Linked DNA regions of Mus musculus: region 1 is linked to region 2. The links are chromatin loops, found by intact Hi-C in ENCODE. Cell type or tissue: left cerebral cortex. All regions are shown on one strand. Links, peaks and the distances in the headings refer to the core of each region. The heading gives the core; the rest is flanking DNA.

The links. Hi-C counts contacts between places; a loop is a spot of excess contacts. Peaks named below come from ENCODE experiments on the same cell type or tissue, not always from the same donor. Only the 100,000 strongest peaks of a DNase experiment are listed, where the experiment ranks them.
Region 1: it touches region 2 in a loop (2.2-fold over the local background); 13 of 42 quality-filtered maps call a loop at or near these places.

Annotation. Positions count from the first base shown.
Region 1 is chr4:58,265,563-58,278,285 of GRCm38, reverse strand. It overlaps the pseudogene Gm30907. Among named protein-coding and RNA genes, the nearest start is that of Musk, 14 kb to the left of the region's middle. In left cerebral cortex, for the core only: no CTCF peak of the experiment used is centred there; DNase peaks (open chromatin) are centred at 2,435 and 6,255.
Region 2 is chr4:58,412,344-58,425,066 of GRCm38, reverse strand. No RefSeq gene overlaps it. Among named protein-coding and RNA genes, the nearest start is that of Mir3095, 22 kb to the left of the region's middle. In left cerebral cortex, for the core only: CTCF peaks have their summits at 5,649 and 9,385 (motif pointing left); DNase peaks (open chromatin) are centred at 5,649 and 7,563.

The DNA.
Region 1 (12,723 bases), core at 2,431-10,430, 150 kb after region 2:
ACTGGGGCATATAAAGTTTGCAAGTCCAATGGGCCTCTCTTTGCAGTGATGGCCGACTAGGCCATCTTTTGATACATATGCAGCTAGAGACAAGAGCTCCGGGGTACTGGTTAGTTCATATTGTTGTTCCACCTATAGGGTTGCAGTTCCCTTTAGCTCCTTGGGTAATTTCTCTAGCTCCTCCATTGGGGGCCGTGTGATCCATCCAATAGCTGACTGTGATCATCTACTTCTGTGTTTGCTAGGCCCCGGCATAGTCTCACAAGAGACAGCTATATCTGGGTCCTTTCAGCAAAATCTTGCTAGTGTATGCAATGGTGTCAGCGGTTGGAAGCTGGGGGACTTTTGGGATAGCATTGAAAATGTAAACGAGGAAAATACCTAATTAAAAAAAAAAAAAGAATGAAACAGATTAAGTGGGGTGAGAGGAATCTATGTATATGTGTACATGTATGTATGTGTACATGCGTATATTTATAATGTATACATATATAATCTTATCTATATAATAGTTTTACAGATTAGCAATATGGCCTCAATAAAAGTTTTGTTTGCTTTTTGTGAAAAAAAAAAAAAAACAAAAAACAAAACAAAACAAAAAAAAAGAGTCAGAATACAAAAGATGTTCCTGACCCTGTCATTTCTGAGATAATTTTATATGCATATTTACTGCTCCCGTGTGGGTGTAACAGTGACAAGGCTGTGCCGGATTAGGTATCGGATGGATGTGGTGGAATTCAGAGGACTGGAAAGAGGAAACATCTAAAAATTAAAAGGTTCTTGAATGAGATCTGTCTAAATTGGCATAATGTTTGCCTAGGATACACTGGTTTCAATCACCAATACCCATACAAATAAGATTGGTAGTGAAGGCCTATGAGAGGTAGAAAGGTTAGAAGGTCAAGTTCTGCCTTGGCTACAAAGGAAGTTTAAGGCCAGCCTGGGCTGCCTGAGACCCAACTGGAAAGAAGGAAGGGGAAGGGGTGTTCCCTAATCATGAATTAGGAATTTGCTGATAATGTGAGACGTCTGTTTAACATCCTGAAGGGCTCTCGGAGGCCTGAGCATTGCAAGCACAGACCCCGGCGGTCTTTAGCTTTTTACTCTTCGTCCATTTGCTAAATCGTTAGATTGCCTTCCTAAGGCTCACCACCAAGGTCTACTCCCTATTTGGCCACTCACTCATTCCTGAGACTGGTCACTCTGGTCCAACTATCAAAAAATCAAGGTCCAGCAATCAAAATTCATTGTTGTGACTCATCTAGTTAAAATACCCAATGAGAACTCACCAATGTGCCCTAGTTCATTCTAACACAGACCTTCCCCTCCCCCCCCCTTAAAATTAACACTTGCAAAGCTACTTGCTGCTATTTCTGCCTGAGTCAGATCCATCTGCCTTGTCTCTTTGCCTTGTCTAGTAAAAGATCTCTTTGTGCTTGCACTTGGAAATTGGTGTCTGGGTTTGGTCTGTGCCTAATCAGGGTCCAGAGAGGATCACCTCACAGTATGAGGGTCTCGTCACATCCTAACCAAATTAAGGTGACAAAAGAGGGTTGGAAATCCTTGAATGAGAGAAGCGTTTGGTTGTAGACATAAGATCCCGAGTTTAATCGCACACAAGCAGCGCCATGGTAGTGCATGGTTGTCATCTCAGCTCTGGGGAGACAGAGACAAGATCATACCTGGGCCTCACTGGCCAAATAGCCTAGCCTAGCCTAACCAGTGAGTTCCAGGCCAAAGAGAGATCCTGTCTCAAAATACACAAGGTGGCTGGCTTCTGTGGAATGATATCAAATGAAACTGACCACAGGCCTCCACATTCCACGTACACATGTATACACGTGTACCCACAGCAACACATACATGTATATGCTCAAAGAAAGCAAAGATTGAGGAATAATTTACTGGGAAGTTGAAGGAAACCCAGGCACATTCATTCTTGTGAGCAGAAGGAAAAAAAAAAGTCCCTGAAGAGGGAAGAGGAGGCCAGCTTGGTCAACCACCACTGAGAGCAAGAGAGGGCTAAGGAGCAGGAAGTGGCAATCCATCTGCATAGCTGGTAACCTTGACAGGCTAGGTCATACCATAGATCTGAGAGCTAGCATGAAATCAAAGCATGGATTAGAAATGTTTCCCACCAGCCCTTCAGAGAACCCTGAGTTGGTTAAGTTCAGCCTGACTTCATTTGATCGGCGGGCTGTTCATTTTAGAAAAACAAAACCGCCATAAAACATTAGAACTGAACAAATTGTTTTCCCAAAGTACCAGCCCCCTTCACTGCCAGATGATTGAAAGATCAAACACCAAATACATCCACATCTCCTTTTTTAGCTAACAATTTCCGTTTGTGCACACAAATTATCAAAGCGCTTCTGTCCATGAATAGCATCACACCGTCTAGCATCATCCATTGACACTGTGCAAAATGCTGACAAGATGCTGAGTCAATAATGGCTCAACAGTGTGCAACATTAACATCCAGAGTCCTTGGAAAGACTCTTTTAGTATAGAAAAATGCACCATTTCAGGGGGACAGCATCCTTTGCTTTAGCCTCTACAAAACTCCGCAGCGCCAGACAGTTCTAGATGAATTGTACCACAGGAGTGAATCAGCATGACACGGTCAAATTATTCACAGTCTATTTTTTGCAACAATCTCTTCGAGCTGATGCAAAGATAAATAAATGTGTCCCAGGCATAACTCTGACGCTCTCTGGAGATCAATTCAATTAAAATATAAAGCCACAGATATGACTTGCTTTTGTAGTGCCCTGGTAATGAGTCGGATTAAGGTCTGCAAACCAACCTCACTCCTGGCCTTTGTTCAAAGTCCCAGTGTGTAGCCCACGAGCCAGACTGGAGGTTGTATTAGGTTAGCCCAGGGAAGGGCCAGAGTGAACTGAGGACTACAGAAAGTCATGGAAATTCTGAGTTATGATCATAGCACTCTATGTACAATTATCCTACATACTCAGAATGATAATTTCTGTGGATGTCTGTTTATGAGTGAAGTAACTGTTTTGGCATCAGCCAGGTGAAATCATGATTGGCTGCATTTTTCTGGATTAAGAAATACTTGGAGACTGCACTAAGCTAATGTGACATTTAGTCAATTTTTTTTTATTCTCTCATATTTTCCTTTTGAAAAATATGTTTCAGATTTTAAAATAACAAGAAAAAAAAAACAATGATTTAAGTTACCATGTTTTAAGTATGTTTAAGTATGGCCATAACTTAGGTAATATTATATATATGTGTGTGTGTATATATACATATATGATATATATATATATTTCATATGACATGTAGAAAATATATGTCCAATAATATTTAAAGTACCCTATATACATTCTCATGTATATTTTTATTCTCATTGATGATTACAAATTTTCTTTTAATAAACAGATATAGCATCATCTGTGCACTCATTCGGTTTAAGTTTTGCAATTTAACTGTGAGAAATAAAACTGCCAATATCTGACTTATTTATTTTTAACTCATCTTCTAATTAAAACCTGCAGGTAAATATAGAATTTAGTTACTCAGTCAAAGTCTGTATTTATGAGGCCCTGTGTGTATGTTTCCAAATTTCCTTTCAGGTATTTTCTCCAGTATTCTACCACATGAATTCTACTCACACGGATTCTACCATACTATATTGATAGTTTTATTGATGATACATTAATTGTTGAAGAAAGAACCTGCACTATTTTGTCCTTAATGTGAAATTTAACCTTTTATGAAGTATGCTTGATGCCTGGTGTGTGTTTGACATTAGTAAATGTTGACTGAATGAACCAGAGACCCTTAATAACCATGGAGAGTTTCATTTATAACATAAATATAAGTTCAAGTCTTTTCACTCACAATCTATGTCCTAAAACTTGTAAGACAATTATGATGATTACCTGTGTGGTTAAGGAGGTGGGAATGTTGATTGTTTTTCTTTTCCATATTTTTATTACATTTGAGTGTGTGTCTGTGCCTATGTTTTGTGTGTGTGTGTGTGTGTGTCTGAGGTGTGTGTGTGTCTGAGGGGTGTGTGTGTGTGTTGTGTGTGTGTGTCTGAGGGGTGTGTGTGTTGTGTATGTGTGTCTGTGTCTGAGGGGTGTGTGTGTGTGTGTGTCTGAGGGGTGTGTGTGTTGTGTATGTGTGTCTGTGTCTGAGGGGTGTGTGTGTGTGTGTGTCTGAGGGGTGTGTGTGTGTGTGTTGTATGTGTGTATGTGTTGTGTGTGTGTGTCTGTGGTGTGTGTGTGTGTGTCTGAGGGGTGTGTGTGTATTGTGTATGTGTGTGTGTGTCTGAGGTGTGTGTGTGTGTGTTGTGTGTGTGTCTGTGGTGTGTGTGTGTGTGTTGTGTGTGTGTGTCTGTGGTGTGTGTGTGGCTGTGTCCGTGTCTGTGGTGTGTGTGTCTGAGGGGTGTGTGTGTGTGTTGTGTATGTGTGTGTGTATCTGAGGGGTGTGTGGTTTGTGTGTGTGTGTGTGTGTCTGTGTGGTGTGTGTATGTGTGTGTGTGTGTGTAATGGTGCATGTGCAGAGTTTGAAGGACAACATTCTTTCTTTCTACCACACAGGTCCTACACATTGAACTCAGGCTGTTTGGTTTGACAGCAAGCCTGTTTGTCTTCTGAACCTTCTGATCAGTCAGTCCTCTTTCTAAATTGGATGATCTGTTCTTTGTATAATGCAGATATGTTCCTACTGAGAGAGTGGAAGTAAAAGTGATACAGTTGACATCAGGGCTGGGGAAATAGTTTAGCAATATAGAATTTGCCCTGGATACCCAAAGACCTGAGTTCTATATTTAGGTCTACCATAGACAGTTGCCATCAAAACTAGGTCCACACATAATGATTGAGTACATAACATTATGACATGTAGACCTAGTCGATTCTAAACTGGAAAGAATTCGGTACAAACTTTTTAATATAGTCCCATATCTAATTAAATTGTGTTATAAAATTCTACTAAACCATGAAAACATGGGTAAATATCTTCAGAGGTTAGTACTGATGGTACCCAGCCAAGGAATCTCCCAGGGTAATTGAGATTTATTTTTCAACTGGGCTTCTGATTTCTCTTAAATTTATCATTAGTAGGATGGTGTTAATATGCTCTATTGGTCTCTTCATCAAGTGTTTTTCACCCACTCATATAGTTCATCCTGAAAAGAATGCTAGAAGACAGGGGCTAACACCTCCTCACTTCACAGATGAAAGGACTGAGTTTCTTTCAGTCAAGAAAACCTGGACCTAACACCAATGCTCTCAGCCCTTACCCGTGGATTCTCTCAGTCATGCAACAGATATTTGTTGTGTGCTTACAAATGTGCCGGGCACTGTGCTGGGTCCTAGGAGTCCGGTGGTGCTCAAAACAAGCACGGTGCCTGCTCTCTTTGAGGGTTCAGTAGGAAGAGCAAGGATTAAATACGGAAGCGCAAGTTGAGATAATAGCTATAAAGAGAAATTACAGGGTGCTCTGGGGTGCTCTGAAGGCTCCCTTCCTGAGATACGACAACCAGCAAAGGTTGCTCTGGGAGAGTGATAATTAAGCTAAGAGTTGATGGATTAGCCTAAGTCGATGAAAACCTGGGGAAGAATGTAGGAGGTTCTGAGAAGAGCATGGCCGAGTGTTTTCTAATCCTTTGACAAGCTTTCACAGTGAGATCTATCTTAGCCCCGGGTCATTAAAGATCAATTTCTCTGTGTCCCCCTCTTCTGACTTTATATTCACTACATCTGCTTTTAGGGACGGATATTTGCTTTCCATTCAGCTTGACAATAAGAAGAATGCGCTGACTGAGCAAGCCTTTGCTGCTTGTGTTTGTTAGGAGAGTCCTTCCTCCTTGCAACTTAGTAAATCCATGTTATAGCAATCTCGAGTACGTTGTCTTCTTGTGAAGTCTGCTCACTGCAATGGTCTAGCTTCTGCATTGTTCCTTCCCAGTTTCCACCAGCCTTCCCTTCAATGCTCCAAATGATTCTGTCTTGACCACCCTCACTTTTCCATGTGCAGCTCTAGAAATGGGTCATATTTCCTTTAAAAGAATGATGTCTTTAAACTGATAATCGATTTAGTGAGCACGCACTCCTTGATTATATTGATGGGGTTTAGTGTAAAGAGAATCCATTTGGAAGACAGTCTGAATGAAATCATGTTCGGAGTATTCGGGGAAGAAAACAGAGACCATCTTGCCTTGGCAGTCATGTGCTGAGTGACTAATGCTGGTGTTCCTTTATGAGACTGTTTTATTATAAAACTGTAGTAAACCGTGCTGGCATGTCCCCACAGCCAGCATGGAAATGAACTTACTCATAATATTTACTTCTTCTCCAGAGTGCCTAAGCAGACCTGAAACATCTGAACTAACAAAAGTCCTCCAACTTATAATATGTCCCAGCTGTTGTGAGGCTTGTGTGCGTGCCTCTGTGTGTGTGTGTGTGTGTGTGTGTGTGTGTGTGTGTGTGTGTGCACCTCGGAGGGGATTTCCTTGTATTTATTCATTTATGTGCCCTTTGCAGTAGGGCAAGCTCCGTCCGACTGGAATTCCATGTGTCTTTCCTGAGCATTTGTTATGTGTAGAACATTGGCTCGTGTCTAAAATGTCTTCCAAGCAGGACGCAGCTGAGAGCCATGAAAGATGAGATTGTATATTGTTTAGGCACAGTGATATGACTGAGTGGTATTTTCACAGTCAACAATTCATTTTTCTGCCAGTACAGAATGCCACATTATTAACAAGCGGGTATTATCTGGTGACTCTCATGAAAAGATACATTTGTATTACTGTTTTCTATTATTAATTGTTTATGAGCAGCTGGTTAACTTTTAATATTACAGAGATAAAAATCATCAGGGGCTCTATTAAATTTGGTTCTTTTTTTTCTTATCATCTTCTCTAAGTTGGGAGAACAAAGCAAGACAGGTCATAAATGTCTCAAATTTGAAAAAAAAATGTAAGGAGTGCAAGAAAAACCCATTATGTGTCTTTCCCACCTTCTTTCTAAACAGGAGCATTTACTCAAGTAACTGAACTTAACTCTGGGGTTACAGCAATGGGCAAGTCTCTGAGCAAGAAACTTGCAGCTTGGCCAAGGAGAAGAGTAATGATATCAACAATTAATACTGAGTGCAGGGCTTGGGGATTCAGTGGTAGAATGCTTGCCTGGCCAAGATCATGAGTTATAACCACAGCACCAGAAAAAGACCAGAACACAAGGGCATAGGTCAGCTGATGGAAGGCTCATCTAGAATACTTAAAAATCTACCTTCTTTATTCAGCTTTACAGAAACAGGGCACAGTGGGGCACATGCGCAATCCTAGCAACAGGAGGTGGAAACAGGAGGATCAGAAGTTCAAAGGCATCCTTGGCTTCCTAATACGTTTGAGGCAATCCTGAGGTCCATGAGACCTTGTCTGGGAAGTAATAGGCAGGTTGTAAGGAGGGAAGAGGGGAGAGAGGACAGTGTCAGAGAGGTGTGCTGAGAACACATGGGAGTCTGAGGATGCTCACACAGATTGGCGTTTGAGCTGAGAAGTCAACTAGGCACATAGGAGGTCAGGAAAAGGAGTATTTGGGGAAGAATCCCAGGAAGTGGATTCCATAGGATGCAGGGATATGAGAGCTATTCTTGCATGATTTTTCTTTCATTTTGTGCCTTTTTGTGGCTGCCAAGTGAAAGCTATATGCCGAAGGGTGCAAAGGAAAAAAATTAAAAGGAACAGACAGAATCACTTTGCATGCCTCATGGGTTATTCTCAGACCTCATGATATCATCTCAGGAGTGGAACACCTGCCTAATATGTATAAACTTCTGGGTTCAATCTCCAACAACAACAACAACAACAAATTAGAAAAGATAGAAGCAAGTTTTTAATTATGTGTAAATAAGTAAACAAAAATCTAAAGTTTCTAATGCAGAAATTCACCACTGCTATAGTGTGTTGTGTGTGTGTGTGTGTGTGTGTGTGTGTGTGCACAGACATGTAGTTTTGCTCCTAAGTCTCCAGGCCCTTCACCCTTCCACTTTCAGGACCTGCTATGGCATCAAGACCCTGTCTATCATTAATGATGCTGCAGCTTCCAGATTCTACTTTCCATGTAACTAAAGCATATCGCATGATCACATGACCAGGATGAGCCAATGAGATTCTTCATGCAAAAACAAAGCAAAATGTTGCTTTAGGGTTCATTCATCATGGCGCATGGCAGCAGCAGCAGAGTCTGAAGGATCAGCCATGGTGACAGGAAGTCACAGGGTCCAGCAGCTCCTGGGCTGAACTTGAAAAAGTGCCTCCCAGCCATGACCTTGTTTTTCACTCAGATTTCTAGTTTACGTATTTAGGCTTGTGGTTGATTTCTAGAGCTTCACACTCTTCTAGAAAATTCCTCATAGCATACATTAGATAGAGCTGGTGTTGGTTGTTGACAGTGAGAATGACAGGCAACAAAAGGGGCGTTTTGGGGGGGTTGTTTTGATTTGAGCTCTACCTGATGCTGTACTTTGTACTGTCCCACAAACAGAGTTTTCATAGGCATAAAAAGTTGTTACCATAACTCCTCACGGCCCAGCACTGGGTTCTCCCAATGTGAAGTTCAAGTGATTGGCATTTAGCTACCAAGTATCATTATTTTATAACACCATGTATTGTGCCCACTCATTGGTCCCAGGTGATCTCCCAACAGCCTCCTGGGCATCAACCATGTTTTGCATTTTTAACTGAGACTTCACAGAAATCTTAAGCTCCACCATTGAGTTTGGTCTCATCATGGCTTACATGCTGGGCCTTGCACTACATCTCACAGCTGAGCCAACTTTAAAATGTGACCTATTTTATGGTGCAGTACAAGCCAAGGCCTCTGAGTCCTTAATATGGGGTGGGTGGGTTGGTTGGTTGGTCTAACATTGAATGTAAGTCAATTGTAGCTTGCACACGTGGGTGTCACGTGGCCTTAGCCAGACCCTGTCAGGGCTCAAAGAGGGTCATGTTTGATTTATGTGTTCTTGATAGCACCTAGCTTTTTATTTGGATTTAGAGATAGCTTTAAACACATCAATCAAATGAGCTGTTTTAAAATCTTTCTTCTCAGCTGTCCCTGGTGCCAGATTGTCTAACAAATAGAGGCATAGACAGATGTAATTTGTGGCTGGTGGAGACAATTCTGTGTCATGCAGCAGGCCAGCTGATGGCACAATCCACAGCCTAGTCCATGCCTGACTCACAGGCAGTAAGTAGACTTCTAACTCATACCCAGATGGACGTTTAACTCCCCCACACATCAAGTAATGAAGGTTTGCCGCAGAAGATTGATGTAAACATTTGTTTGAAACTTGACAGTTGAACTTGGCATTGTATGATAACACACTTTTGCATATCACACTGTTCTTACTGGATTAAAAACTGATGTCTATGGTAACTTGCAAAACAGAACTTGGGCAAAATAATAAGCAGGATATGTGATATCTCATGTATGTACCAGAGACACATAAACAGACACTCCAGTCCCAAACACTTCAATAGGATTACAGTGTTTCTCTCATGATAGCAGGGTGAGAGAATAACCAGGATTTGTGTGCAAATAAAGCTCAGACATAAACATCAGGAATGAGATAGCCCTGGTTTCTAACAGAATTTAAGGATAAATATTTGTTACAGGGCTTATAACTGGCTACTCACTACAGTGCACAAAAAGCTTATTTAAAGTAACTTTTTAAAAAAGAAAATGGAGAAAGACTGTTTTAACAGGAAGAACAGAGGGTAGGAAAACTATAGAGTGACAGGAAATCTCTTTCTCAGAGCTCAGAAAGCAGCAAATACTGACCCTCACTATGGAAATGAGGTTTCTTCGGGTTGTTGCACTTTGGGATATGAAGCACAATGAAGAGCTACTTCTGTGACAAGGAGCCTGGCACTGACCAACTACTAGTGACTAGAGGAATGCCTTATTTCCAATGTTCTTTAGTTTCATCTTGACAAGGAAGTTAAACCCAAAGCACTCATAGCCCCCAGTCTTCCTGGCAGGTCCTGTAGGGTGCCTGTGTGCTTGATTGGCAGGGTCTAGTACAGCCTGAGGGCTCGGTCCTATCCAGATGTGTCAAAGTTTTATTAGGAACACCTGGGTCCCTAGGACACCCTACTGGGTTACCAGGAAATTTGGGTAGGAATGGGTTGGTAACCTTCATACTTTACAAAATCAGCGCTGCTGATAAAAGAAGTGAAACTTTGAAAGGCTGGAGTCCTGCACCTGTCCTGGTCGCTATTAGCTAGCTGCATGGGAACAGCCAAGAGAGCTGTCAGGAGGCCTGTAGACCTAAGCCAGCTGTGCCCCATGGGGATTTAGAGCACAGCTGTGCACGTGCCTAAATTCCATTTCTCAGGTGGCGTAAGTAAATGTCTCTGAAATATGCAGCATGACCTGTGGGTACCACTCTCTGTCTCTCTGCGTATGTAGTGCAGCAGGCGTCAGAACCTTCTTAGGGAGCCTGAAGTGAGGACCAAGGTCTTAGGTGAGGTCAGGGTCCAGTTGTTTACTGGGATTCCAGTATTCGCATGAGCCCATGAATGTGGTACGAGGACGGTAGAAAGTGGGCTGGGGATGGTTGACAAGTTTGTTTTGCCAGGAAGGAGGTGGTGTAAGGGGACATGCTTAGCTCTGTGACTGCTCTACCAACCTCCTTTATCCCAGAGGGACACTCGGATCCAGAGGACACAAGCTAAATGGGACATCAATTGACCTGATTCACCTTTAAAAACTAAAATTAGAAAACTAAGTGTTCTAATGATAATTATTGTTATCAATGGCATGAACAGGGCCTCATTTATAGGCGGAGATAGTAGAAATATTTGTTTGCAACAGGGCCTTACTACACAGCCCTGGCTGACCTGAACTTCTCATGGAGACCAGGCTGCCCTGGAACTCACAGAGATCTAACTGCCTCTGCCTCTTGAGTGCTGGGATTAAAGGTGAGCCCCGCCATGCCTGGCCTACTTAGAGAGTCAATACTGTTAGGCCAACCAACCAACCAACCCCGTATTCAGGACTCTGTAATACACAGATCTGCAGATTTCCATCTTTATTTTTACTATTATGAATTAGTCACCTTAGGTACACATTGTGATGCTTGGTGCCCAAGTTATGGTGTTATTTTTAATCTATACCCCATAAAGTCGTAATACATGGGGTTATAGGCCTGAGAGACTTTTGGAAAAGGTGGGGAACATGAAGAAAACCCTCTAAGTTGATGAAAAGATTGAAAATTTCAATCACTCTCAAACGTACAAGTTTCCAGGTCCTTTTCTGTAATCATTTTGAAATAATTCCTTAAGTTTTCAGAGCATATCCTATAAATATGAAATATGTTCCTCACAACTAGGGAATTACCAGAAGGAGTTCAGGAAGTGCTATTTATGAATATAAGATATTAGAAGCAACCTACGTTTCCTGTTAACATGTCATTTCTTGGCTAAATTATGATATATTTATACAGACCTAGTAAGTCACGTTGCTGAGGAAGATGTAATTACACGGTGATCTGTTGATAATAGAGTGTTTTTTTTGAAAACCTAATAAGCTTCTCTGGGTTCTCTTCTCATCAAATGCATTTACATGAAAATTGGCAATATAAACATGTTGCTATTGGTTTCTTATCAAATTATACTTCATTTCCTCAATTTTTACCACCCATATTTGGAATGAAAATAGCCAACTGTTAATCATTTTAAATGTATTATTTCTGAATTTTATGCGGCCAACTAGGGTTCCTTCAGGTTGGCGGCGCCATCTGCTGATCAACTCGTACACGTAGAGTACAGAGGAAGCCAGTATGTATCAAAACCAAACGAAAAGGATTGAGAAGAAAAGTGGGGAAGAAGCAGGAATCCTGTGGAAGGCTGACATAATTTAACCCTTGCATGGGTACCACTAACGCCCCTCAGCACAGTTGAGCATAAGCTTCATTGTTTATCTTTTTGCTGGGCCTTGTTACTGGACCATCTTTAATTCACAGTTCATGGATGCTGTCAAAGACAGAATAGGAGCTACAGTCAGGAGTGCAGGTGAGAGAGCAAACTGTAATGACCAGTAGGTCCGAGGCCCAGGGTAAAGAAAAAGAGCCAAATAAAAGATGTGCGTGTGGGAAGGGGCGCGTCAGACTGGCTCAGATGTAAGGTCACGAATGGGGAGAATTCTTCAGCACAGGAAACTAGAACAGAAGATCCTGATGGGTGTTTTCTGTAGGCTGGAGCATCCGACACAAACAAGTGTGCCAATAGCTTATAGGGAGTAATGAGAGGTGTTATTTCTGCTTACTTATTATAGATCACCTATATTTTTTGTTCACAGAGATATAATAAATGATTTGTCCAACACTTTCTCAATTCCCAGGGACACTATGTTTACAATAATTCTCAAACCTGTCCACCTTGCTAAGGAGGGCAGATCCACTAATGTATTAGTACTAATGCACAATAAACTTGTCAGTAGTCAATAGCGCCTTGTGGTGGTTTGAATGAGGATGCCCTTAGGCTTCGTATATTTGCATGTTTGGTTCCCATCTAGGCTGTTTGGGAAGACTTGGGAAGTGTGGCCTTGTTGGAGGGGTTGTGGGCTTGAAGAAGGTGTGTCACTAGGGGTGGGTTTTGAGGTTTCAAAAACCTACACCAGGCCTAGTGTTGCTCTTTTTGCCTCCTGCCTGCAGATCAGGATGTAAGCTCTCAGTTACTGC
Region 2 (12,723 bases), core at 1,832-9,831:
TTGACGGAGGAAAATCCCATAAAGTCCTAACTCTAGACAAAGAACTACAGGCAACGAATGACTGCTGGGAGAGGAAGAATTGGCTTCTCTCGGGGTTGAGCCCCTGCATTGCCTGTCCAAGGTAGAAGGACTAGCTCTGAAGCCATATACACACAAACTGCAAAAACAGATTCAGCAGGGTGTATACATATACACATATCCACATTCCTGAGTGTGGATACACCATGGAAATCAGAGGATGTCCTCGTTATCAGAACTCAAGATACCACGTACTTTGTTTGCAGGACAGAATCATCCCTCCTTGGCCAGGAACCAAGCAGATAGTTTAAGTTGGTACTAGTGACTAGTGAATCCCCCTGGCTCCACCCTAGCAATGTTGGGATTACAAGTGGGTACCACCACACTCAGGATTTTTACATAGGTTCTTAGGGTTGAACTCAGTTTCCTGTGCTTGTGCACTTGGGAGCACATTACCCACCCATCTCTCCAGCCATCGATGGAGTCTTGATAGAGATGAACACCAAGGGTTTATCAAGTCATTATAAGGATGAACACACACACACACACACACACACACACACACACACACACACACACATACATATATATATACCTGTGTACGTGGAACAATATAATAAAGAAAAATAATCAAGAAATTGAGAGCGGAGATGACATGGGGAGGGTTGGAGGGAGAAAAGGAGAAGTGATATAATATATTAATTAAAATATATTAAATTTTAAAGAAAACATGAATAGAATATTTCTTTTATTATATTTTGCTAATTATTAATATTAGAAAAACATTCTTTTATACATTTGTTTATGATTAATAATCATCTTAAGCATCCTTAAAATAAAAAACAAAACCAGAAACAAAGGACGGAAGAGCTGGCTCAGTGGTTAAGAGCATACACTGCTCTTCCATAAGACGAGAGTTCATTTCCCAGCACCCACCTGGGGTGCCCCAAACCATTGAAACTCAAGCTCTAGGGGAGTTGATATCCTCTTTGGCCTCTGCTGGTACTGCACTTATGTGAAATAAAAAATAAAAATATTTAAGCAAAATTTGTAATTTGTCATCTTGGAACATCAGTTAGGGTTTTATTTTTTGTTGTTTCTACTTTTGTTGTTTTGCAGTAGTAAAATCTTACCTTGGCAAAGTTAAATGAGAAGCTAATTAAAAGGAAATTTGAAGTTTTTTTCAGAATTAATCAGATTATTAAGAAATTCGGCTTGGGAATCGACAGGCACTGCACTAGAGAGTAGGAACTACAGGAATTTCCCTCTAACAGAAATAATCTGGCCTCAGTTGAAATGAGTGAATTCACATAATTTTTGGTCAAGAACTAGAATCCACTGAGACCTGTTTTAGATCACATCACAGTGTCTGGACTACAGGGCATCCGAGCAGGACTCCACATGGCAACAATCAACATCCAGAAGAAATTACCATTATGTAAATAAAAATTAAGGGATAATTAAAAACAGAAAATGTTGGCCAGTAATAACATCAGATTCCGCTCCTCAGGATCTTCCTTCGTGTGGAGAATCTCACCATCTGCCGCTGACAGCAGTTCCTCCTTTTTTCTCAGTCTGACATTCTTTGGTTTCCTTATCCACACAGAAGCATGTGTGCCAGTAATGAGCAGATATCAGTTTGGGGGAAATACCAGTCACAGAGTACAACCCTGGCTTACTGCGTTAGTTTATAGCAGTGTATCAGAGCAGAAGTGACATGCTAGTGTTTTTGGCTGCCCTTCGGAATTTCCAGTTCTGCGAAAGTCAGTGCTCCCCCTTCCTTCGTACTAATCAGAAAGCAATTCTTTGATTGTTGCCAAATTGGCATATATTTATTTCTCACTTTTACTTTTAGTTTCTTTTGATGACACTGGTGACTTTTTTTCTTTCAGACATTGTCCATTGTCTTTTCTTTGCATAGCCTTTGTCTATTTCTATAGGTTGATCGTGGCTTTTTTTTTAAATTTTAATTTGAAGCAACTTATTTATGAATGTATGGATTTTTTTTTTTAGGTTCTGTGAATGGTAGAATATGCCCTTATTCAACCTTTCCCCCCTTATTTGTTTGGTTTAAGCATCAGCACTTCTGAGGCTCCTTCTCGTTGGCTTGCCCACTTTTAATTTCTCGTTCCTTGGGGAACTTGTGTTACAAACAGAAGAAACTTGTTTCCTTTTTCCTGTCACCCCGCAAGGCTTTGCATGCTATGGTTACTTGGTTGACTCTTTGTTTCTCTTTATTACGCATGTGTGACTCCCTTTCTTCCTTCTAATTTGACATCTTGAAATTATTTGTCCAGTTACTTTGAAGTTTTGTGTATTTAAAGAGATGGCTTTCAGAAACATTTCAACATCTGTCCATGTAAATCTATGTGTTTTTCCTGTCTCAAATTTGGTAATTTTGCTACCAATTCACCAATTGACTTTCTTTCCACCCCCCCTTCCCCACTGTTCTTCATTCATTAAAATAATTTGCCTATTTATTCCCTGATCCTTATTTCCCAGTTTAATTTCACATGGAAATCTTTGCTCACATATGCCAGGGAGCTCCGAGATAACTTCACTGCCAGTTGGTGACGTTGGTACAGTGTTCCTTTTAAAATCTCAAATCTCATCTTCCCTTTCAGTTGTCTCTTTAGAAAGGAATTTTTTTTTTTTTGGTTCCCCTAAATGATTTACCCCTACCAGCCCATGAAGTTATACTTTGTGACAATTTGAATGTGCGACACATGTTTCATCTTTCCTCTTTCATGGATGTTTTCCACTGAGTGTATAGTTTTGAACAATAATTTTTTTTAAAGAAACCTTATGATATGCCTCGAGCTGGGTGGTGGTGGCGCACACCTTTAATCCCAGCACTTGGGAGGCAGAGGCAGGTGGATTTCTGAGTTCAAGGCCAGCCTGGTCTACAAAGTGAGTTCCAGGACAGCCAGGGCTACACAGAGAAACCCTGTCTGGAAAAACCAAAAAAGGGACATGCCTCGATCATCTTCAGCCTAGGTATTTATGCGTTGATAAAAAAGGGTAATCAGGACCATTGGCATATCAACTTTATTCTGGACTTCAGAAATCATGACTCTCTCTATTGGTATCCATCCTCCCAGGCAGTCACATGGTTAGGGAGAGCTATTTGCATTTTTGTTAGGCTGGGCATGTTGATTGTGTCTTAGAATTCCTGCTGTCTATTGAGAAAAGCAGAATGACGTATCCCATTTTGACAGTGCATTGTTTCCTTGGGAGAGAGTCTAAGTTTCTGCATTATGTATTCTATTTCACTAGGAATGTTAAAGCTTAAAATATTCTTTCTAGTTAGTTTTATTTGATGTCCCCATTTTTCTTTCTGTAATTCTTTGAGACGTTATACAATGTATTTTGATCCTACTCTCTTCTAGCCCCGGACTTCTCCCAGATCCCTTACTCTCTTCCCTACCCAACCAACTTTATGTCCTTGCTTTTTGCTTGCTTGTTGTTTTAAAAACTCATCAGTTCTCATTTGTGTTGCTCTTATAGTCTTGGGTGTGTGGTCATCCCCAGGAGCATGGTTAAGTATCGGCTAGAACCAGGCTTTTAAAGAAAACTGACTCTCCCCCTTCCAGCATCTATTAACCGCTGATAACTTCTCAGCTAGGAGTGGAATTTCATGCCCACTTCCCCATACTTGGATGAGATTTTGGCTAGAGCATACCTGATCAAGGTACAGAGAATACATGGCTATCTGGTGGTTTGAATGAGAATGGCTCTAACAGGCTTGTGTGTTTGAATGCTTGCTCCCCAGTTAGTGGAACTGTTTAGGAGGACTGGGAGGAGGTGTGGCCTTATTAGAGTAGGTGTGACCTTGCTGGAGAAGGGTTGTCACTAGGCTAGGCTTTGAGGTTTCAGAAACTCACACCGTGCCCAATCTACTCCCTTCCTGCCTGCAACTTGCAGATTCGATGTGAGCTCTCAGCTACTGTCCCAGCGCCATGTCTGCATGCCCGCCTCCCACCTCTCTACCACAGTGGTCATGAACTAATTCTCTGAGACTGTAAGCAAGCCCTCAATTAAATGCTTTCTTTTAAATGTTGGCTCAGTCATGGTGTTTCATCATAGCAATAGAATAGCAACAAGGGCACCATCTTTAAGAACACCTTAAAAGGTGTTAAAATACATTAAAATTTGATGTTATTATAACTAATTTTCTTTAAACAATTTCTGCTGAGGACTCAGTGAGTCCTTTTGATGCAAACCTCTGTGAGCTCAAAGAAATGTACTACTTGCATTTCTTAAATTACACTGAATATATATATATATTATCTCTCCAAAGCATTGTGCTCCATTTCAGCCTCAGTGAGATGAGTCAAGCCAACCATTACCGGATTTCACCACCAACCTGGAAGGTCTGCAGCCCTCTTTTAACCCACAGAGAAGCTTTCAGCCCAATTCTTCAAGTTTGGCTACTCTCACATCACCTCTGGATCATTTCTTTGATTTCTTTTGCACCTTCAGACAAAATAAGCCCCCTTAGTCCCTCTAAGATCCAAGAGATATAATGTTGTCTCTTCCTTTTCATGGTCTGCTGAAGCTGGAGGAGGCAGCCAGACTCATACTCAGAGGTGCCTTAAGGAACCATGTTTACATTTTTTTCCCTATGTGGCTCTCTAAGCATTTCACCACAGGACTTCTAGAAATATATCTCTTCGATCATTCCTGTCTTCTTTATCTTTTAAATTTGGTAATTGTGATAGTGTTACATTCTTGGAACATTCTTGGGTACACACAGAACTTTGGCTACAAAATTTCATCCTTAAAAGGTTTTTCAGCCAATGAGAGTTGAGTTTGCCCTGCCTTGGCTAGTTTAAGGTTCCCACCTGCCTTTGTTGGAAAAAGTTAGTTGTATCTCCCTTCCCCCTTGGTACCCATACATGGACTTGTAGTTTATCAGACTGTGGATATATTAGTACTGGCAAATTACCATCAGAAGTTTTGGGCATCACTGTTCATAGCCTAACAGGAAAGGAGCGGTGAAGTCAGCATGCACCACAGAAATGGATAAGGAAAATCGAGATCACAGATAGAGAGACACTTGGTCTCTCACAGATGATGAGAAGCTTGGATGGGTCTCTCAGTAGAACTTCCTGCGAATGAAGTGATGGCTGACTTTTCTGTGCCTTCTACCAACATGGGAAGGGATTGATCTCAGGCTAATCTATGATCTGTTATAATATTAATCTGACTTCTTTATATGTTGTACAGGCACATGGTCCAAGAAGCTACTGAGTAAAAACTGAAGGTTCAAAGACTTCTCTCCAGGATTTGGTTGGCTCAAGAGACCCTTCAAGTCTATGAGGGAAGAAGAAGAGAGTTAAGGAATATAAAAAAAAAAAGAGTCCATATGAAAAGCTTTGCTGGGTTCAGTATGTACTGCCCCGATGAAATGATGGACTTGATAATGGGGCAGGACCAAAGGAAAACATTTATGCTTCAGAAGTGCAAGATACTGGTGGACTTTTCCAAGGCTATTCATGCTGGTGGGTAATATTGAAAGTGCTTACTGCCCGAGGGAGGCTTTGCCCACCCCGTGCTCACCTGCCCTGCTGTGGCAGGAGTATGAGATAGAGGCTCCTTTGTGGTTTAGGTTGAGGAGAAGGGGGACATCTAGTGGTAATTGCAACCAGAAGGTCCCTAGGAACACAACTTAGTGCCCCAAATCAGACCTCCTGACGTGACAGCCAGTCAAACATTAAATCGCTTATCAGGAATTTGTCCATCCCTCAGCCTTAAGTTTAGGAAAGAGGTTGCCCACTTTGAAGTTCCCCGGAAACAGAGTCACAAAGGCAGTGACAGATAGCTCCTATAGAAGACAGCAGGAAGGAAGACTGTATATGAGTTTCTAGGTTCTCTGCTTGTCTAAGAGTCTCTCTCTCTCTCTCCCTCTCTCTCTCTCTCTCTCTCTCTCTCTCTCTCTCTCTCTCTCTCTCTCTCTCTCTTTCGCTCTCTCTCTGTGTGCTTGTGTATCTGTGTATGTGTGTGTGTATTTGTGTATGGTGGCTAGAGGAACAGGGAAACTTAACAACAACAACCCTTATTAATCTATGTAAAACATTCACCATTTCACCTAAGAGAAGACTTTTTTCCTAATTTGCTTTGGGAGGATGGGAGGCAGGGATCCATAGGAAGTTAGTTCATGGTAACTCATGAGGAAGGCTTTGAACCAGGTACTGTTTGCTGTTGTTGTTGCTGAAGACCAGTGTTTGGTTCTCAGCTCCCACATGTTGGCTCACAACCACCTGTAACCCCAGGTCCAGAGGATCCAGTGAGCCTCATGGGCTTCTGTACATACATTACACACATATATATTAGTGAGGGCGTACATGCATGCACATGGATAAAAATAATAATAAAAAATAAATTTAAAAATAAGGAGGATTTGTTGATGAAATATTTTAAGGTCTTCAGCAAAGGATTGTGTATAATATATAGCTTCTTGTTTAATTGAGAAAAAAAAAAAAGGTTAGAAACACATTTCTGGCATATAGGTACAAGAAACAGAAGTCTTTTCAGTGAATCTGCACCAGAAGAACACTGGTCTCCATGGAGTTTAGAGATCTGGAGCCAGAGAAGGAGATTCTTTTATCTTCAGCCTGGTTTGGCGAAGAGGCCATGGCTGCCTGGAAGGGGTCACTATCCCCCCTGAGATTGTCCAGTAAGGCTTTTGTTTGTTTGATTGTTTTTTTCTTCACTGCTTGGTTTGGGTTCAATGATTGCTGGGAAAACAGTCTTCATTGATTTCAAGCTTTGATGTGCAGATATTGTTTTGTATGAGATAGTTACCATTTTCATAGTAAAGCTGCAATTTTTTAATGAAATATATTAAGAAATGGAAAGTAATTGACTAACCAGTGCCAAGTGGTCAGCCCTGAAATCATATAACACAAGTAATACTAAATAAACTCAATAGGCTTCATTTGTATATTTATGCAATATATATGGAACAATAACAATTAAAGAAAAAGAGGCCAAGAATTTGAGATGAAGTTAGGAACACATGGAGAGGGCTGGACAAAGGAAAGATAAAGGGAGAATGATGTAATTATATATGTTTTAAAAACTTTAAAGATATGAAAAGTAGGAAAAATTAAAATCTATCTCACTTACATAACAATCACTTTGGGCAAGCATTTTGTATAAATATAAATAGTATATAAGTAATCTTGCCTTTATAGCTTTCATAGAATGTTATCGGATAAGCATGTCCCCAAGAGAGCTTTGTCCTGACCACAGTCATCCCTCTGAGTGTCCCTGTAGCATCACAAAGCTTGCCACTTGTCTATAAAACACAAAGAAATTAGATGCAAAATTCTCCATCACCATGTGTAAGCGTGGACAACAGAGGTTGTCCAAATCTTACCAGTATGACTGTTCCTTGTCCATGCTCAAGGTTGGACAACTCTAAACAGCTCCAGCAAACCTTTTCCCGAGTGTGAGAATTGGCTACCAAAATTGCCTTTCTCTGGACTTAAACCAGACTTCCCCTGCCTGTTCCTTTGGGTTTGGCAGTGAGGGTGGAATGTGAGTGAGTCTTTTAACGCTGGCATCTTCCCAAGACCACGTCTTTCAGATTTCTCCTCTCACTGACAAATCCTGGCCTACAATCAGTTTTATAAGATGTAATTTTCTGGAAACTGAACCTCTGGTAGGCTAATTCTCAAACCTTTGCTCATGGCACAGAAACACTTGCACAAAAGCATTGAGAAGTTAATGAGTTTTCACTTGTAAGCATTTTCAAGGTGTTCCTAATTCAAAAGAGTCGATCTCTGTGACTAGCCAAGGTTAAAGTTAGTTAGACAATCAGATGTTTCTTCCCATGATTTCATGTCTGTAAATAAAAGTTGTGTAAAATATATGTACTTGAAAACATAGAAGATAAAATTGTTTGGGTTAGAGAGTTTACTCCTTAAAGAAAAAGGCTCAAGCTTCCATTTATCTGAGAGAAATGTTGCATGATAGGCAGGGTAGTTCTCTGTCTCTTTGTCTCTCTCTGTTTCTGTATCTCTCTGTCTCTGCCACTGTCTCTCTATCTGTGTCTGTCTCTGTCTGTCTCTATCTCTCTGTCTCTCTGTCTCTGTCTCTCTCTCTCTGTGCACACATGCGCCTCTGTGTGTGATGCATACCCACCTGTGTGCCTTGAAACAGAGTCTCTCATTGAACTTTGAACTTGCCTATAAGTCAGCAAGCCTAGGCGATCCCTCTCTTCTCCAGCAGACATTGTGCTGAGGATCCAAACTCAGGGGCTAAGAGCCATGCAAGCTCTCCCCTGAGCTGTATTTCCAGTCTCAGTTTTTCCCTTTTAAAGAACTAGCTCAGTGTGCAAGATTCAGTTCACTGCCTGGAGTTTGAGATAAGCTCGATAGGAACTACAGAAGACCAAGGTGCCAGCATTGCCGTCTTTCTTTTCTTGGAGGATGTGGAATGGAAACATGTGAGAGGACAGGGGAGAAGCCACAGCTGATATGCCAGCTGTCCTTGACACAAGCTAAAGTCATCTGAGAGAATGGAACCTCAACTCAGAAAACGCCTTCCTAAGACTAGCCAGTAGGCAAGCAAGCCTGTAGGACATTTTCTTAATTAGTGATTGATTGCAGGGAGCCAGCCCATTTTGGGTGGGGATATATACCTGAGCTGTGGTCCTGGGTTTTATTAGAAACACACTGAGCAAGTCATGGTGAGCAAGACAGTAAGTAGCATCATTCCATGGCCTCTGCATCAGCTCCTGCCTTTGGGTTTTTACTGAGTTTGAGTTCCTGTTTTGCTGTCTCTCAGTGAGCTGTATGTGATTCAGGACATGGAAACAAATAAACCCTTTCCTCCCCAACTGCTTTTGGTCATGGTGTTTCATCACAGCAAGAGTAGCCACTAAAAGATAAGCAAAGCTATTGCTACACTAAACTGAAAACATCTATCTCAATTTCATATAACAGTGAGCATTCACATCAGGTCAAAGGAGTGAAGCTTGACTCAGGTCAACTCACTGGAGAGGATCTGGTCCAGGTCTATCTCTTTCTTTTTATGGGATAAACTCAGACCCATTCTTTTCATAACTATGTTGTCAGTTTGTCTAACGGGGCTTGGAGCTGGTTTATTATCATATCTGCTCCTGAGTTGTTATGAAGCAGTAAGGCACCAGCCAGCTGCGAAGTGAAGGTGTGCTGAAGTATACTTTGATTATAGTGAGGCCCCAGCACAACGTAAATGCAAGGGCTGGGAAGATGGCGCATCACTTAAGAGCTAGTACTGCTTATGCAGAGGGTCTGAGCATGGATCCCAACACCCATGTTGGTCAGCTCACAGCCACTTGTAACTCTATCTCCAGGTGCTCTGATGACCTCTTCTGGCCTCTTCTGGCATTTGCACCCACCTGCACACACAGAACCAATCCCACACAGATATACACAATTAAAGATAGAAATTTAAAGATAGAAATTTTAAAAAATGTAAATGCAGAAAGCTGTGAATAGCTGTGGTCACAATCTATCACACCGGGGATAAAGGGATGGCTTATCAGAAGAGCCAGGGAACTAAATCCTAGGAGGATGAGAAAACTTACAAACAAACACAACAAAACACGCTGGGGTTTAGAACAGCATTCCATCAGCAGGAGGAGCAGGTACCAGGAAGGAAAGGATACATGGGTCAGCGTGTTGTGTTGTGGGGAAATGAAGGACCTAAGCAGAGAGCAGGGTATATGGGAGGAAGCCTGGAGGTGACAGTGTAGGGACAGGTTGAAGCCAGATCACAAAGGGTCTTGTGCACAAACAGAAGCTCTTCTGTTTAAATAACCGTATAGACATGGAGATCCATATGAGACTCCCAGACTTGCCTTTGACAAAAGGCCACTGTGGGAGGAGTATGTGATGGAAGTTGTCAAGTCTGGCAAGGTCTGAAGGCAATTAGTTCAGAGGGTAGAAGGGGCTGGAGAAGAAGAGTTTGGCACTCTTGAATTAGGGAAATGGAGACAAGAATAGCCAAGAACAAGGGAACCAAATAAGGTAGAATCTGCATGACCTGATCTAGTTGTTGAAGTTCCAAAAAGTATTTTTGCTTCTCAAAATTGCTACTTAAACCGTCATCGGTAAACTAGTAACATCAGCTTTACCCAAGCAATCAGTATGATTTCCAGGTTTGGAAAGTGTGAGGAGACATGGTGGGGTGGGGGTGGGTCACTGTTGTGTAATTGAACCTGGGGCCTGTTGAGGTGACATTTCTGGGCATCGTTAGACGGAATATACCGTCTGGAGTCTGAGTCTGAGGATGAATGCCTGGGATTTGAGTGTGGCTTTGGCTGAGGCTATGCAGGGAAAGCGATGTATAAGCCTAAATAACAGCTCTGGATGCAGATGCTAAATGCCACAGGTGGACTAGTGGCTATGGTTAAGGACCCAGTGACAGTGGGTCACAAATATAAACTCATGAAAGCAGGAGGGGAACTGTATGGGAAGGAGAGGGAAGGGAATAGGAGAGAGTAGTGGATTGTATATGATCAGAATATATTATATACATGCATGAAGCTGTCATAACACTCTCTGGCATGTGGTAGGAACGCCTAAAAGGTATCCTATGAAGGTTAAGGAGGAAGACTCCAGATAGTAGTCAATAAGGCTGTTAAAAAAAGGCCATGGCGTTTGATAAACAGCAGATGGTTTGGGACATTGATGAGGGTGACTATAGAGTATTAATGGAATGATGGCTTGGCCAAGATCACACATTGATGTCTATGTGGGTCATTTGAGACTCAGGCCAAGGTTTCTGACTCTCAGTCCGTTCTTCTGTGGAGCACCCCAGAAGCTAGTCTAGTTCTAAAGATCAATCAATACGCGGGCATCTTAGCCGCTAAAGCCGCAGTGTGGCAGAGGCTAAGAAAGATGTGTAAGTGCACAATTTGTCAAATTAACAGTGAGTATGTTAGGGCCAAGTTCTTGGGATGCTGATAATCCCTTGCTGAATGGAGGCACATGAGCTCTTGGCTCAAAAGGCAGAAGATTCCCTTGAGGACAGGCCCCCAGGGACTTGAGTGGCCCGAGAGATATTCTGACAGGGCTACTCAGTCATTTCCTCAAAGCCACAGACTTCAAAGCACTCCAGGGACTCTCTTGTTTATTTCACAAACAGGAAGTTTTAACAAGTAGGTCAAGGAAGAGGGGAGTGCATAAAAGTGGCTTAGTTTTTCCAATGTTCTTTTGCAAAAGATTTTCCTTTTTCTGTATTAACAATAAATCTTATAACTAAAAATGTCAAATCACCATAACTCGAGGATCTACGAAAACCATCCCCTCTTCCTTCCAGAGAAAATACTGGCATATTGACGCACAAAAATGATTTCTCCATCCAGCATTGTGGCTTCAAGTATTTTTCCAGGCATAATAGGCAAGGGAAAAGAATGTAAGGAATTTTAACTGGTATGCATTCTTGGGAGATGAGACAGGCTTGCTGATTTCAAGTTTATGGGGCCCATTCAGCCTGAAAGATAGATTTGTGCTTTAACCCCAGACCTCTTGCCTTCACATTCCCACATCTGCCTTCCCGCATATTTATCTTCTTGTTTTTACATTTTTGGGGTGAATTTTTTTATTTTGTTAGCGGTTTTTGAGGCTCGTACATGAGTTAGTACTTGCAGAGGCCAGAAGAGGGCGCTGGAGCCCTTGGGACGGAGTTAGAGACTGTTCCAGGTGAGTGCTGGGAACGGAGTATAGGTTCTCTGGAAGAACAGCCTGAGCTATGCTCCCCAGCCCCGTCTTGTTTTTAATTTCTTGGGCTATTGACCTTTTGAGCTATTAAAAATGATTACTAACGGACTTTTTTGTTTATACAGTTTACTATATAGAAACAACAATTTTTCATTTTCCTTTGAATAGAAACTTTATTTTTTTACTAACTTGATACACTGAGTAAAACTCAAACTTAAGAAGGACAGACTTGCTTCATTCTTAATTACTTCTGCTTGTCTTCCTTGGTCATTGTTAAGTATTATTGCTACTAGAAGTAAGTCTTTTTATTCATATTTACTAAGAGGATTTTTTTCAGCCAATTTTTTTCTCTCTCTTAGAAATAGATACCTTTGGACATATGACTTTAAAAATTATAATTATTTGTAGAATAAATAACTTCTTTTCAAGTTGAGCCATCTTTTTTTCACATTTTGTATTTTTAATTTTTTTTTAAATTTTTTTTTCCATTTTTTATTAGGTATTTAGCTCATTTACATTTCCAATGCTATACCAAAAGTCCCCCATACCCACCCACCCCCACTCCCCTACCCACCCACTCCCCCTTTTTGGCTCTGGCGTTACCCTGTACTGGGGCATATAAAGTTTGCGTGTCCAATGGGCCTCTCTTTCCAGTGATGGCCGACTAGGCCATCTTTTGATACATATGCAGCTAGAGTCAAGAGCTCCGGGATACTGGTTAGTTCATTATGTTGTTCCGCCTATAGGGTTGCAGATCCCTTTAGCTCCTTGGGTACTTTCTCTAGCTCCTCCATTGGGAGCCCTGTGATCCATCCATTAGCTGACTGTGAGCATCCACTTCTGTGTTTGCTAGGCCCCGGCATAGTCTCACAAGAGACAGCTACATCTGGGTCCTTTCGATAAAATCTTGCTAGTGTATGCAATGGTGTCAGCGTTTGGATGCTAATTATGGGGTGGATCCCTGGATATGGCAGTCTCTACATGGACC